4 separate regions of the Homo sapiens genome follow, and all the other regions are linked to region 1. A link is a contact called in ENCODE Hi-C or POLR2A ChIA-PET data. All regions are on one chromosome and are shown on one strand. The core of a region is the stretch at or near the end of the contact, and the rest is flanking DNA. Distances in the headings are between cores, read along the strand shown. Region 1 holds the start of CEP83 (centrosomal protein 83). Region 2 has its middle 41 kb from the start of MIR492. Region 3 has its middle 16 kb from the start of MIR492. Region 4 has its middle 72 kb from the start of MIR492.

Region 1 (2,818 bases), core at 140-2,639:
AATAATTTGTCATGTATAGTTTACTGGCTACCACAGAGATTTCTGGAGTTGTCTGGCTCCAGCGTTTAAAAGTAATGGTTTTGGGCAACTCTGTGAAATGGAGATAACAATTGCACCTACCTTACAGAAATGTTAGAGTTAAATAAGATAACCTGAAAAAGTACTCCAGTACTTGCCACACAAATGCTCAGCAAATGTGAGCTACTGTTATTATACTAAACACGCACACATACATGAGAATTTCTGGATTCTCTATTCTATCTCCCATGTCTCATCTATGTAATCCATCCAGCAACATTCCATTACCAACTCGCTGTCCTTTTTTTCCCTCCTCTTAAGAGACACGGTCCTTTCTAATGGCCCGTTTTCCCTCATTTCAACAACAACAAAATCACCTCTCAGTTGTCCAATAATAACTACAGCCTGAAAATCATAATCTTGGGGGTAAAAATAAGCTGTACTTCACAAAGCAGTGAGAATCAAAGCCCAACCAAGGCACTGAACAAACGCTGGGGATGGGAAGGTGTCTGTTTCTTCCAACACGTATTTTGAAAGGCTGACCGCCTACTTTGTTTCAGACTTTGGATGATCATGGAAGTTCTCAAAAGCTAGCAACTCCTCTTCCAACTATTGTTTACAGCCTTAAGACAAGTAGTTCCCCATGTGACCCCAGGTGGGCCCTGAACTTGGGATAACCAGGACAGGAGACTTGGAGCAGGAGGTGCGGGGGCGAGGAGGGCTCTCTCCCGGGCGATTGGTCCTAACCCGAGGTTCCCTCGTGGCAAGCTGAGCCGACTCCCCACTCGTGGGCTGATGCCCGAGGCAGACGCGGCAGGCAGGCGGCTTCGGGAGCGCATATCTGCACCCATGGGGACGATGGCAGGCTGGCGAAGGGAGAGAGGTGGCGGCAGGACTACCATTTGAGGCTCTCAAATGGTGTGGGGAAGAGGGAAGGAGAGGCGCGAAAAGGAGGAAAACCCCTGGAGACGCTGTGTCGGGCGGAGGCTAGGGAGACCGGCTTCGCGCTCCAACGACGCGCATCACTCAGACTCCAAGGCAAGTGCCCGGGGCTAGATTTTCCGTCCCCTGGGGCTCTGGGGATCTCTGAGTCCATCCCAGGGCCCTCCAGGAACGCCTTCGGGAGCGCAGCCCGGCCCCGCCGCTGCCGCTGTCACCCGTGGCCGCTCCCGCCTCGGTTCGTTTGTCTCCTCCCTCTAACGGCTCCGGCAGCAACCGGCGTCGGTGGCGTGGGTGACGTCGGCGTGGGGGGTGGGACTTCCTGCTTCGCGTGCCGCTGGGCCAAGGGACAGAGCCCGCTCCTCCAGGCTGGTGGGGCGGTGCGATGAGGCGGCTTCTGGGCCATACGTCAGCACGTGGGGTGGCGCCGCACCCCTGAGGATCCCGGTCCACGCGGAGGAGTGGGGCTTTTCACCGCCGCCGCCGCCGCCCTCGGACCTCTCCCGGGATACTTCACATTTCCCTAGGGACGGGAGCCCGAGGGGTCCGTTCGGCCCTCTTCCTCTCGCTGGGCCGACACCCCGCTGTAGGACCGTAACCCTTAGTCCCAATGCCTCCGTAAGCGGAGTTGAGTGGGTGCCTGTGGTTGGAGCTGTGGAGGTGTCCCCGGTGGCGAGCGCGGCCAGAACTGCGGTCACTTAAGTTTTCCGTGTGCGGGTTGCAAGGAGCGTGCGTGCGTCTGGTATGTAACCTCTCTTTCTGGGGACGGTGTCTTGTTTGTATTTTGGAATACTCATTTTGTCCCTCCACAAACTGCCCTTGAATCCTTTTTTTATTTTCCTGTTAAAGTAGTGGAAGCTCGTGCTAGAAAAGTAGGCAGAGAGACGCACGTGAAACTCTTCATGGAGCTTTTGGATGCACTCTGGCTTGGTGGTTGTGTAGCCAGTTTGGTAATTGGCCAGACGTTTAAGTACCTCCAGCTTAATTTACGATGAAAAAGCTATGCTACCATTTTCCTTGGCTTTGAAGACAATTTGAATGAACAGTGATGTCGACTGTCATTACTGAGATAAACACCTAAAATATGTTAGCATATGCTGGGTTTAAATACTTTGGTTAATCCTCAGTGTCCAACTTTTGACCATAATCAATGGGCATTTTGCTCTTAAGAATATCCACTGCTAAGTATTTGTAAAGCCTTTAGTTAGCTGAAATGAGGAAGCTCTTTCAAATCTTACAGATCTCTAGGATAAGGAAAGACTTGTCTGAATTTCGTGTATATGATATATACTTCATAATCTGTTCAGACTTTAAGCAGCTCTAAAACAGAGTGGGTTGTTAAAGCAGTGCTTCTGTTACCAAGCAACATGTCTGTAAACAAGTCTGACATTTAACTAAAACACAATTAAAGGTATCTATCCTACAGTTACCTGGATTTAGAATTTTCCATATTTATGAATTTAGCCTGTAAGTGGTTAGAATTAATACTCACCTTTTGTATTGAGGTTTGATTTCAAACTCAGTTTGTTCAGAATTGTTAGAATGCTTTATTTATTTATTTATGACTGAGTCTCACTCTGTCGCCCAGGCTGGAGTGCAGTAGCGCGATCTCGGCTCACTGCAACCTCCGCCTCCTGGGTTCAAGCGATTCTCCTGCCTCAGCCTCCCGAGTAGCTGGGATTACAGGTGCGTGCCACCATGCCCGGCTAATTTTTTTATTTTAGTAGAGATGGGGTTTCACCATGTTGGCCAGGCTGGTCTCAAACTCCCGACCTCAGGTGATCCGCCCACCTCGGCCTCCCAAAGTGCTGGGATTACAGGTGTGAGCCACCGCACCAGGCCAGAATGCTTTAAATTATAA
Region 2 (2,818 bases), core at 237-2,736, 420 kb before region 1:
CAAGATCATCCTAACAACTACTTAACTGAAACTGACTCCCCTCCCCCACACCAGGAGTCTTATTCAAGTTTAGTAAGAAATGAACATTAGGACGGGCTCGGTGGCTCACGTCTGTAATTCCAACACTTTGGGAGGCCGAGGTAGGTGGATCACCTGACGTTGGAAGTTCAAGACCAGCCTGGCCAATATGGTAAAATCCTGCCTCTACTAAAAATATAAAAAATTAGCTGGGTGTGGTGGTGGGTGCCTGTAGTCCCAGCTACTTGGGAGACTGAAGTGGGAGAATTGCTCAAACCCAGGAGGCAGAAGTAGCAGTGAGCCGAGATCGCGCCACTGCACTCCAGACTGGGCACGACAGAGCAAGACTCCGTCTCAAAGAAAAGAAAAAAAAAAAAAGAACATTAAATTGATTAGATATCACATTTGCAAAGCAAAGAGTATTAATTAGAAGGAGCAGGAAGAGGTAATGTTGTAGAAAGCAGCACAAGTAGTGTTAAAACAAGGCGCTGTGGTGAGATCACACAAACCAATGAAGTGGCTAACACTGTATCTCCAGGTTAAGATTTCTTACAATGCTGAGCAAGAATACTGATACTCTAATACTCACATAGTAATACTCTAAATCTTGAACTTTACTTCTGGCTAGGCCTTTAATGCATCTATTTAGTCCAAGTTGTCATTTTACTGATGAGGAAGCTAAGGCTCTGAGATGTCAAGTGACTAATCTATGACAAAAGCTCACGTTTTTACTTCCAGGAACACCTTTACACAGTTGCACCTTTTCTATGAAGCAGAGGAGGGCAGTATTGCATGGGCATTAAGTGAGAGGGTCCTCGTGTCAGACTGCCTGAGTTGAAATCCAGGCTGTGCCACTAACAAGCTGTATGATCTCGGGCAAATGACCTGCCCTCTCTGAGCTCGAGTATCTCCCTCTAAAAAAACCATAATATCCCAGTACGTACTTCATAGAGTTGTGTGGATTGAAATGATAAGACAGGTATGGCTCAGAAGTACACTTACTAACATTGTTATTTTCCCAAAGAAAGGCAAAAACATAAAAGCTCAATCAGAAGAGATTATATATCCAGGGAGGAAAAAACCCACTGCATACAGATCATAAGATAAAGTAAAAAAGGGACATAGCAAGTGTCATTAATTGTCGTTTCTTACATTTCCCCCTCACACATCAGTCACTCCTCCCCCTATCTGTGCTGATAGGCACCAAAGAGAAATCCAGACAAAATGTTTTTATTCATTAGATCATTAAGGTACTTCGTGTAATATTACGGTCTCTATAGTGCTGCTGACAATCAATGTTAGAAAATTATAAAGGTATTTCTTTGGCAGTGGTGATCTGCCAGAATAACTGGCATAAAGGCAATGCCAAAGCTGAAACACTCATGAGAAGTGTTTACCCGGCACAAGCCTTTGCATTCCCACTGCTGTCTGCCTGCATACCTGTCACAGCCGCTTTGGAAACACAAGCGTCCTTGGATGCTTTTCAAAGGATCCTCTGACAAACAAGAGATATTTTTTTCTACACAAAATTCAGGCTGCCTTGAGTTCCGTGCTATTTGATTTACTTTGTTCAGCAGTCGAAGCAGAATAAAATCAGATTTCTTCCTGGAAGACCTTCCCACATCATTCCATCCTGTTCTTGCGGATTTAGATCCTGCATTCTGAGCTCAAGGGTGTGCAGCGTTTTCATGATCTGGGGAATACATTTTTCCCCCTTCTCATTTTTTTCCCGCAGAAGCATTAGCATTTGGGGATGGGCTCCCGTGTTGTTTGGAAAAGTTGGGGTGGAGGTCGATTGTGAAGAGAAAGCTGTGCACACAGGGGACTGCTAGGAAAACCCGTGGGTTTCGCTGGAATGGGGATGCTGACCTCTTCCCCTGCCGAGCTCCTTCACCTGAATGAGACCAGACGGTCTCTGTTCCACGGTGTTTCCTCCAGCCCCGGGTGGATCTGCTGTTTACCGCTCTTAACTCTCTTCCCACCCCTCCTCGGAAAGCTTTATGAATGCTCAGGACTTTCAAAAAACAATCGCAGAATCTAAAGAATGGTAAAGGGCCGACGCACTGGCTCACACCTCTCATCCCAGCACTTTGGGAGGCCGAGGCTGGAGGGTCGCTTGAGGCCAGGAGTTCGAGACCAGCCTGGGCAAAATGGCGAGACACCAGTCTCTACAAAAGAATAAAAATACAAAAATTAGCCGGGCGTAGTGGAGCACTCGCCTGTGGTCCCAGCTACTGGGAAGGCTGAGGCGGGAGGATCGCTTGAGCCTGGGAGAATCGCAAGGCTGCAGTGAGCCGAAATCGCGCCCCTGCGCTCAGCCTGGGGGACAGAGCGAGACCCTGTCTGAAAAATTAAAAAGAAAACGAAGAGTAGGAACGGACATTAGCGGGCCACCTTCCCATCCCATGGGGAGAATTTTAAGGTGGTACTTTTAAGGCGGGTGAGAATTGCCATCTGCGCTCTCCGCCAATCCACTCTTGCTCCGCAAACTTGGGGTCCCTGTAGGGTGGGCCCAGCTTTCACCCCAAAGCTTCTCCAGCTCAGTTCTGGGGGCCGCGGGGCAGGCATCGGAGACTCGCTCCGCTCCTGGTGGGGCCAGAACTCGAGGAAGAGGAGAGGGGCGAAGCGGCCCGAGGAGGCGGGGACGCTGCGACGGCGGCAGAAAGGCCCCGGGGCCCCGGAGCTCCGCGAGCTCAGTGCGCCCTTGGCCGGCTCCGCGCCTCCGCCGCAGCCCGGGAGAGCCCCGGGGACCCCGCGGCCAGCGCTACCCCGCCCCGCCCCCGCCGGCTTGGCGGCCGCG
Region 3 (2,818 bases), core at 174-2,673, 360 kb before region 1:
TATGTTGATCAGGGACTGTGGGTATGTATAGGGTCAACATTCTCTCCCATCTGCTTTTAAGTAAGTGCTGACTTTGCCAGGCCAGGTGAATGAGCCTACAGTCATTTTAAGGTGGAAATAATTGGTTAGTTTAGACTATTTCAGCATTTCCAACACCTAGATTCTAGTAGATATTCCTTGAAAAAGGTGTTAGCAGTGGTGAGTCCATACAGGTCTGCAGCAACCTCAATTCTTCCCTCTTCAGAAGAAAATATTTGACACAGAGACCAAGGCAAGTTTTAGAGGAATGAAAGTTTATTCAAAAGCTTTACAGCAGGAATGAAAGGAAGTGAACTTGGAAGAGGGCCAAGGGGGTGACTGGAGAGATCAAGTGCATGGATTCCCCATTGACTTGGGATTTTATATGTTGTCATATTTCCAGGAGCTTGTGTCCCTTGTCTCCTGATTCTTCCCTTGGGTGGGCTCTCCGCATCCGCAGTGGCTGCCAGCACTTAGGAGTGATGCATGCACGGTATGTTTACTGGAGTTGTACGCATGCTCACTCGAGGCATTCTTCTCTTACCAGTTGAATGTTCCTAGAAGGTCATATACCAGTTAAACTTTGCCATTTTGCCTCTTTTTTGCTTGAGCCCACTGGCCCAACTCCTGAGATCTTATCAGGAAACTGCTGATTCCCAGCTTCAGGTGTTTCTATCTATTGGGAGACTGCCTTTCTCTGGTGCTGGCTGTGACCAATTATTATTTTATTTTATTTTATTCTTTTATTTAGATTCTCGCTCTGTAGCCTAGGCTGGAGTGCAGTGGTGCGATCTCGGCTCACTGCAACCTCCGCCTCCCAGGTTCAAGCGATTCTCCTGCCTCAGGCTCCCGGGGAAGCTGGGATTACAGGTGCCCGCAACCATGCCCTGCCAATTTTTGTATTTTTATTAGAGATGGGGTTTCACTGTGTTGGCCAAGCTGGTCTCAAACTCCAGACCTCAAGAGATCCGCCTGCCTCAGCCTCCCAAAGTGCTGGGATTACAGGTGTGAGCCACCGTGCCCGGCCCAATTATTATTTTAGAGAGACAGTTAACAACTGCCTGACCTCAGTGGTTGCCTGACACTCCTGGAGTGGGGCAGGGGAGCCCTCTTCTGCCCTGCTCAGGTCTAACTAGCTACCTACTATCACAAAAGGAGTCTGGTTAAAAAGGTATTGTGGCAAAAGGGAGTATAGTATGGGTTCCCCAACCTTACTTGGCCGCAACACCTTTGTGTGGCTGAGCATCTTGGGATCAGCAGCCTGCAGGACACTGGAAATTGCTGGACTGAAGGTCAGTGATCTGAGAGACAGGAAAGTACCCGCAGCGAGACAGTGCGAAGAGAGCAATTTTAGAAATACTTCTGCTTTTGTTTCTCAGTTTTTGTTTCTCGGTGCTTATTTTTAACCTAAGTAGTAGTCATTTGAAGCTCTCAGAAGCTCATGGGCTCTTATCAGATGAAAGTACCCCAGACCTTGCAGGATTAGGAACATCATCTGGCCTGAACAGAAGGTAAAATTGCTGTCTGATTTTCTTTTTAGAGAAACCTGTTAGTGAAGCTGGCGATTCAGTTCTTTCTGGTATACATTTAGGACCTGTTAAATATATATTCTGCCTCAAGGGGAAATCATATTCTAAAAAGTAAACAATTCATAGGCAATTCTTGTACCTTGAGAATCCATTAATGGCTTTCAGAAGGCAAATTTTGTTGTCAAGGGGACAGGTTATATGGGCAACTTGCTTCTATTAATACTTTTCTGGGCAGATTAACTAAATGAACTAATATTTAACTTGGTCTAATAGAATGTTAGCCAGAACAGTGCCTGGTAACAACAACAATAATACTAGCTAACATTTCTTAAGTGGTCACTATGTCCCATAACTATTATACATGTGTTAACTAATTTAATCCTCACAAAAATGCAATGAGGTAGCTGTTATTTTTACTCCCACTTTATAAATGAGAAAATATAGTAATATAGCATATTTTACATATATACAGTAATATTGTAGCAGGACGAGCTGCAGACAAAACCCCTCAGACACCGAGTTAAGGAAGGGCTTTATTCGGCTGGGAGCGTCGGCAAGACTCACGTCTCCAACAACTGAGCTCCCCAAGTGAGCAATTCCTGTCCCTTTTAAGGGCTTACAACTCTAAGGGGGTCCGCGTGAGAGGATCGTGATCGATTGAGCAAGCTGGGAGTACGTGACTGGGGGCTGCATGCACTGGTAATCAGAACGGAACAGGACAGGGATTTTCACAATGCTTTTCCATATAATGTCTGGAATCTATAGATGACATAACCGCTTAGGTTAGGGGTCGATCTTTAACTACCAGGCCCAGGGCTCAGCGCTGGGCTGTCTGCCTGTGGATTTCATTTCTGCCTTTTAGTTTTTACTTCTTTATTTGGAGGCAGAAATTGGGTGTAAGACAATATGAGGGGTGGTCTCCTCCCTTAATATAGCATAATAGTGAGGCTAGAACCAGTGATTGGCTCTGTATTCATAAGAGTGAGTAACAAAGCAAAGCAGATTTTACAGTAAGTTCTTTCTTTTTTTTTTTTTTTTTTTTTTTTTTTTGAGACAGTCTCGCTCTGTGATCCAAGCTGGAGTGCAGTGGTGCGATCTAGGCTCATGGCCCGCCTCCCAGGTTCAAGCAATTCTTGTGCCTCAGCCTCCTAAGTAGGTGGGGTTCCAGGCCCCAGCCACCACACCCGGCTAATCTTTGTATTTTTAGCAGAGATGGGTTTTCACTATGTTGGCCAGGCTGGTCTTGAACTCCTGGCCTCAAGTGATTTGCC
Region 4 (2,818 bases), core at 172-2,671, 300 kb before region 1:
CACCTCCCGGGTTCAAGAGATTCTCCTGCCTTAGGCTCCCAAGTAGCTGGGATTACAGGGACCTGCCACCACACCCCGCTAATTTTTTTTGTATTTTTAGTAGATACAGGGTTCCACCATGTTGGCCAGACTGGTTTTGAACTCCTGACCTCAAGTGACCCACCCACCTTGTACAAATACATACATATTATAGGAAGAATTAGAAAACAGATAAGCACAAAGGGAGTTGGGGGGTGGGGGTTGGAATTGTATAATCCCACCATCTGTAGATAATCACTGCTGAAGTTCAGGCATACACAGCCTTTGTGGTAAACTGACCTAAGCCAGTTTAGTGGTTCACAGCTAATAGGTTATGTATGGTTGATACCAGGAGCCTCCAGTGATGACAGATCTCTACTCCACAACCTCTGTAAGGGTGAAAGGAGAAAGCAAGAGCAGTTCTCAAACCAATCCTGCTACGGGGACAAACATGCATGACCAAGCAGGCACACAGCCTGTGCTGTAAACTGCGCTGGAGAGGCCCAAGCTCCCAGCTTTCAGCCGCTTAGACAAACACCTTGCATGAAAGGCTCTCCTGTGGCCTGTGCAGCAGCAGTGTTGTAGCCATAGCATTGAGCTAACTTTACTTAGAGTCACGCAGGCCACAGAATCCTCCATAACGTAAGACTGGAGGGATGGAGGCTGCTGGCGTTGCTGAATTCTCACACCCTGGTCATAAGAAGGCGGAGTGGCCTGTACAGCATTTCCAGCTGATCCATATACAGCAAGTCCTCAAATGATGTCATTTCAATCGGTGTCATTTCATGATCACCTTGATGAGAAAGTCTGTTCCTGGCTGGGGCCCCTGTCTGTGTGGAGTTTGCACATCCTCCCACATCTGCATGGGTTTTCTCCAGGTCTCCCAATTTCCTCCTACATCGCAGAGATGTACATGTTTGGTTAACTGGCATGTGGTCCCAGCCTGAGTGAGAGAGAGAGAGCGTGTGTGTGTGTGTGTGTGTGGCAGGGGTGTGTGTGGTGGGGGTGTGGGTCTGAGTGCACCCTGCTAGGGGATGTATCCTGTCCAGGATGGGTCCCAATGTTGCAGCCTCAGCTGCCGGGACAGGCTCCAGCTACCCTTGACCCTGAAACAGGAATAACTGGGCAAATAATTATCTTCCTTGTGTTTATTAACCTTACTTAAATGTATGTATAGCTCACATGTATTTCAGTGTTTAATATTATAAATGTTTTGGTTTTTATTTAGAAGTTTTGTGATTTTTTTTGTGATCAGAAATATGCCATAAGAACTTAGCTCTTGTTGATCTCAATTAGCCTGTGGCAAAATCAGTTTCACTATATGTTGTTTCACTGAAAGTTGCAGTTTCCTGTTGATGACATGAAGTGAGCCCTTACTGCACTGTCGTGCATTGCTTAACAACAGGGATATGGTCTGAGAAATGTATCGTTAGTCAATTTTGTCATTGTGTAAACATCATAGTGTACTTATACAAACCTAGATGGCATAGCCTACTACACACCTACACTATATGCTGTAGCCTGTTGCTCCTAGGCTAAAAACCAATACAAAGTGTTACCATACTGAATAGGCAGTTGTAACATGGTGGTATTTGTGTATTTACACATATCTAAACAGAAAAGGTACAGTAAAAACACAGTGGGTTATAAAAGATTAAAAATGGCACACCTGTATAGGGCATTTACCATGAAGGGAGTTTATAGGACTGGAAGTTGCCCTGGGTGAATCAGTGAGTGGTAAGTGAATGTGACCACTCACACAAGTGTAAACTTTAAACGCTGTATACTAAGACTACACTATATTCATTTAAAATTTTTTCTTTAATAATAAACCTTAACTTACTGTAACTTTAAAAATAAATTTTAAGAAACTTTTGACACGTTCATAATAACACTTAGGACACAAATATATTGGATAGCTATACAAAAAATAGTTTCTTTATATCCTTATTCTGTAAGCTTTTTTCTATTATTTATATTTTTACTGTTTCAATTTTTTGTTATAAACTAAGACACGAACACACACATTAGCCTTGGCCTACACGGGGTCAGGATCATCAGTTTCACTGTCTTCCACCTCCACGTCTTGTCCCACTGGGAGGTCTTCAGGGGCAATAACACATTTGAAGCTGTCATTTCCTATGATAACAATGCCTTCTTCTGGAATATCTCCTGAAGGACCTGCCTGAAGCTGTTTTACAGTTAACCTCTTTTTTTCATAAGTAGAAGGAGTACACTCTAAAATAACAATAAAAAGTATAGCATAGTAAATACATACACTGGTAACATAGTTGTTTTATTATCAGGTATTATGTACTGTACATAGCTGTATGTGCTACACTTTACACAAATGGAAGAGTAGTAGGTTGGTTTCCACCAGCAACACCACAAACACATGAGTAATGTATTACGCTGCAGCATTATGACGGCTGTGAGTCACTAGAGGAGGATGGGAATTTGTCAGCTCCATTATAATCTTAAGGAGCCACCATTGTTTCTACACAGTCCATTGACTGAAACGTAGTTAAGCAGTGCATAACTGTATTTTGAACACCTATTTTCATCCAAAATAATTTCTAATATCCACTATGCTTATTAACAAACCGTCTGATGTTTATTAAAGATAAAGGCAGCCGAAGCCTTATAATAGCCAATTTTTTTGGAAATACCAATTTTTTGTTAAAGTCTTTCAAATGCTAAGCAACTGCCCCTAGAGTATAAATTAAGACTCATACACCTATATACCATACTGTTTGTGCTGGAGTATTTTAAAGAGAATTAGAGACACTTTTTCGATTTA

What was found. A loop is a pair of places that touch in the nucleus more often than their neighbours do. ChIA-PET counts read pairs that join two places held with the same protein, here RNA polymerase II (POLR2A). Pooled maps may share reads with other maps.
Region 2: a map with no recorded cell type shows a loop between it and region 1 (8-fold over the local background). The contact joins the enhancer-like site here to the promoter of CEP83 in region 1. A Hi-C loop is called at or near these places in 10 of 37 single-sample maps with no recorded cell type and 6 of 50 pooled maps.
Region 3: a pooled map shows a loop between it and region 1 (4-fold over the local background). The contact joins the enhancer-like site here to the promoter of CEP83 in region 1. A Hi-C loop is called at or near these places in 2 of 37 single-sample maps with no recorded cell type and 3 of 50 pooled maps. POLR2A ChIA-PET finds 5 or more read pairs at or near these places in 1 of 52 experiments (GM10248).
Region 4: a loop to region 1 is called in a map of chondrocyte, with 2.1 times the contacts of the local background. The contact joins the enhancer-like site here to the promoter of CEP83 in region 1. A Hi-C loop is called at or near these places in 1 of 168 maps with a recorded cell type or tissue (chondrocyte), 1 of 37 single-sample maps with no recorded cell type and 9 of 50 pooled maps.

Annotation. Positions count from the first base shown.
Region 1 is chr12:94,458,438-94,461,255 of GRCh38, reverse strand. It overlaps CEP83 (centrosomal protein 83), which reads left to right and starts at 1,389. Exons shown (of 17, transcript NM_016122.3): 1 at 1,389-1,699. CEP83-DT (CEP83 divergent transcript) reads right to left here and starts at 1,253. Exons shown (of 1, transcript NR_027035.1): 1 at 1-1,253. RefSeq lists an enhancer at 923-972.
Region 2 is chr12:94,873,764-94,876,581 of GRCh38, reverse strand. No RefSeq gene overlaps it. Among named protein-coding and RNA genes, the nearest start is that of MIR492, 41 kb to the right of the region's middle. RefSeq lists silencers at 2,548-2,647, 2,658-2,818. Within about 2 kb of position 1,486, at least 3 of the 41 ENCODE cell types and tissues checked have a DNase peak (open chromatin) inside an H3K27ac peak, as active enhancers do.
Region 3 is chr12:94,816,801-94,819,618 of GRCh38, reverse strand. No RefSeq gene overlaps it. Among named protein-coding and RNA genes, the nearest start is that of MIR492, 16 kb to the left of the region's middle. RefSeq lists an enhancer at 1,059-1,578. Within about 2 kb of position 1,423, at least 3 of the 41 ENCODE cell types and tissues checked have a DNase peak (open chromatin) inside an H3K27ac peak, as active enhancers do.
Region 4 is chr12:94,761,359-94,764,176 of GRCh38, reverse strand. No RefSeq gene overlaps it. Among named protein-coding and RNA genes, the nearest start is that of MIR492, 72 kb to the left of the region's middle. RefSeq lists an enhancer at 1,229-1,288 and a silencer at 1,609-1,658. Within about 2 kb of position 1,421, at least 7 of the 41 ENCODE cell types and tissues checked have a DNase peak (open chromatin) inside an H3K27ac peak, as active enhancers do.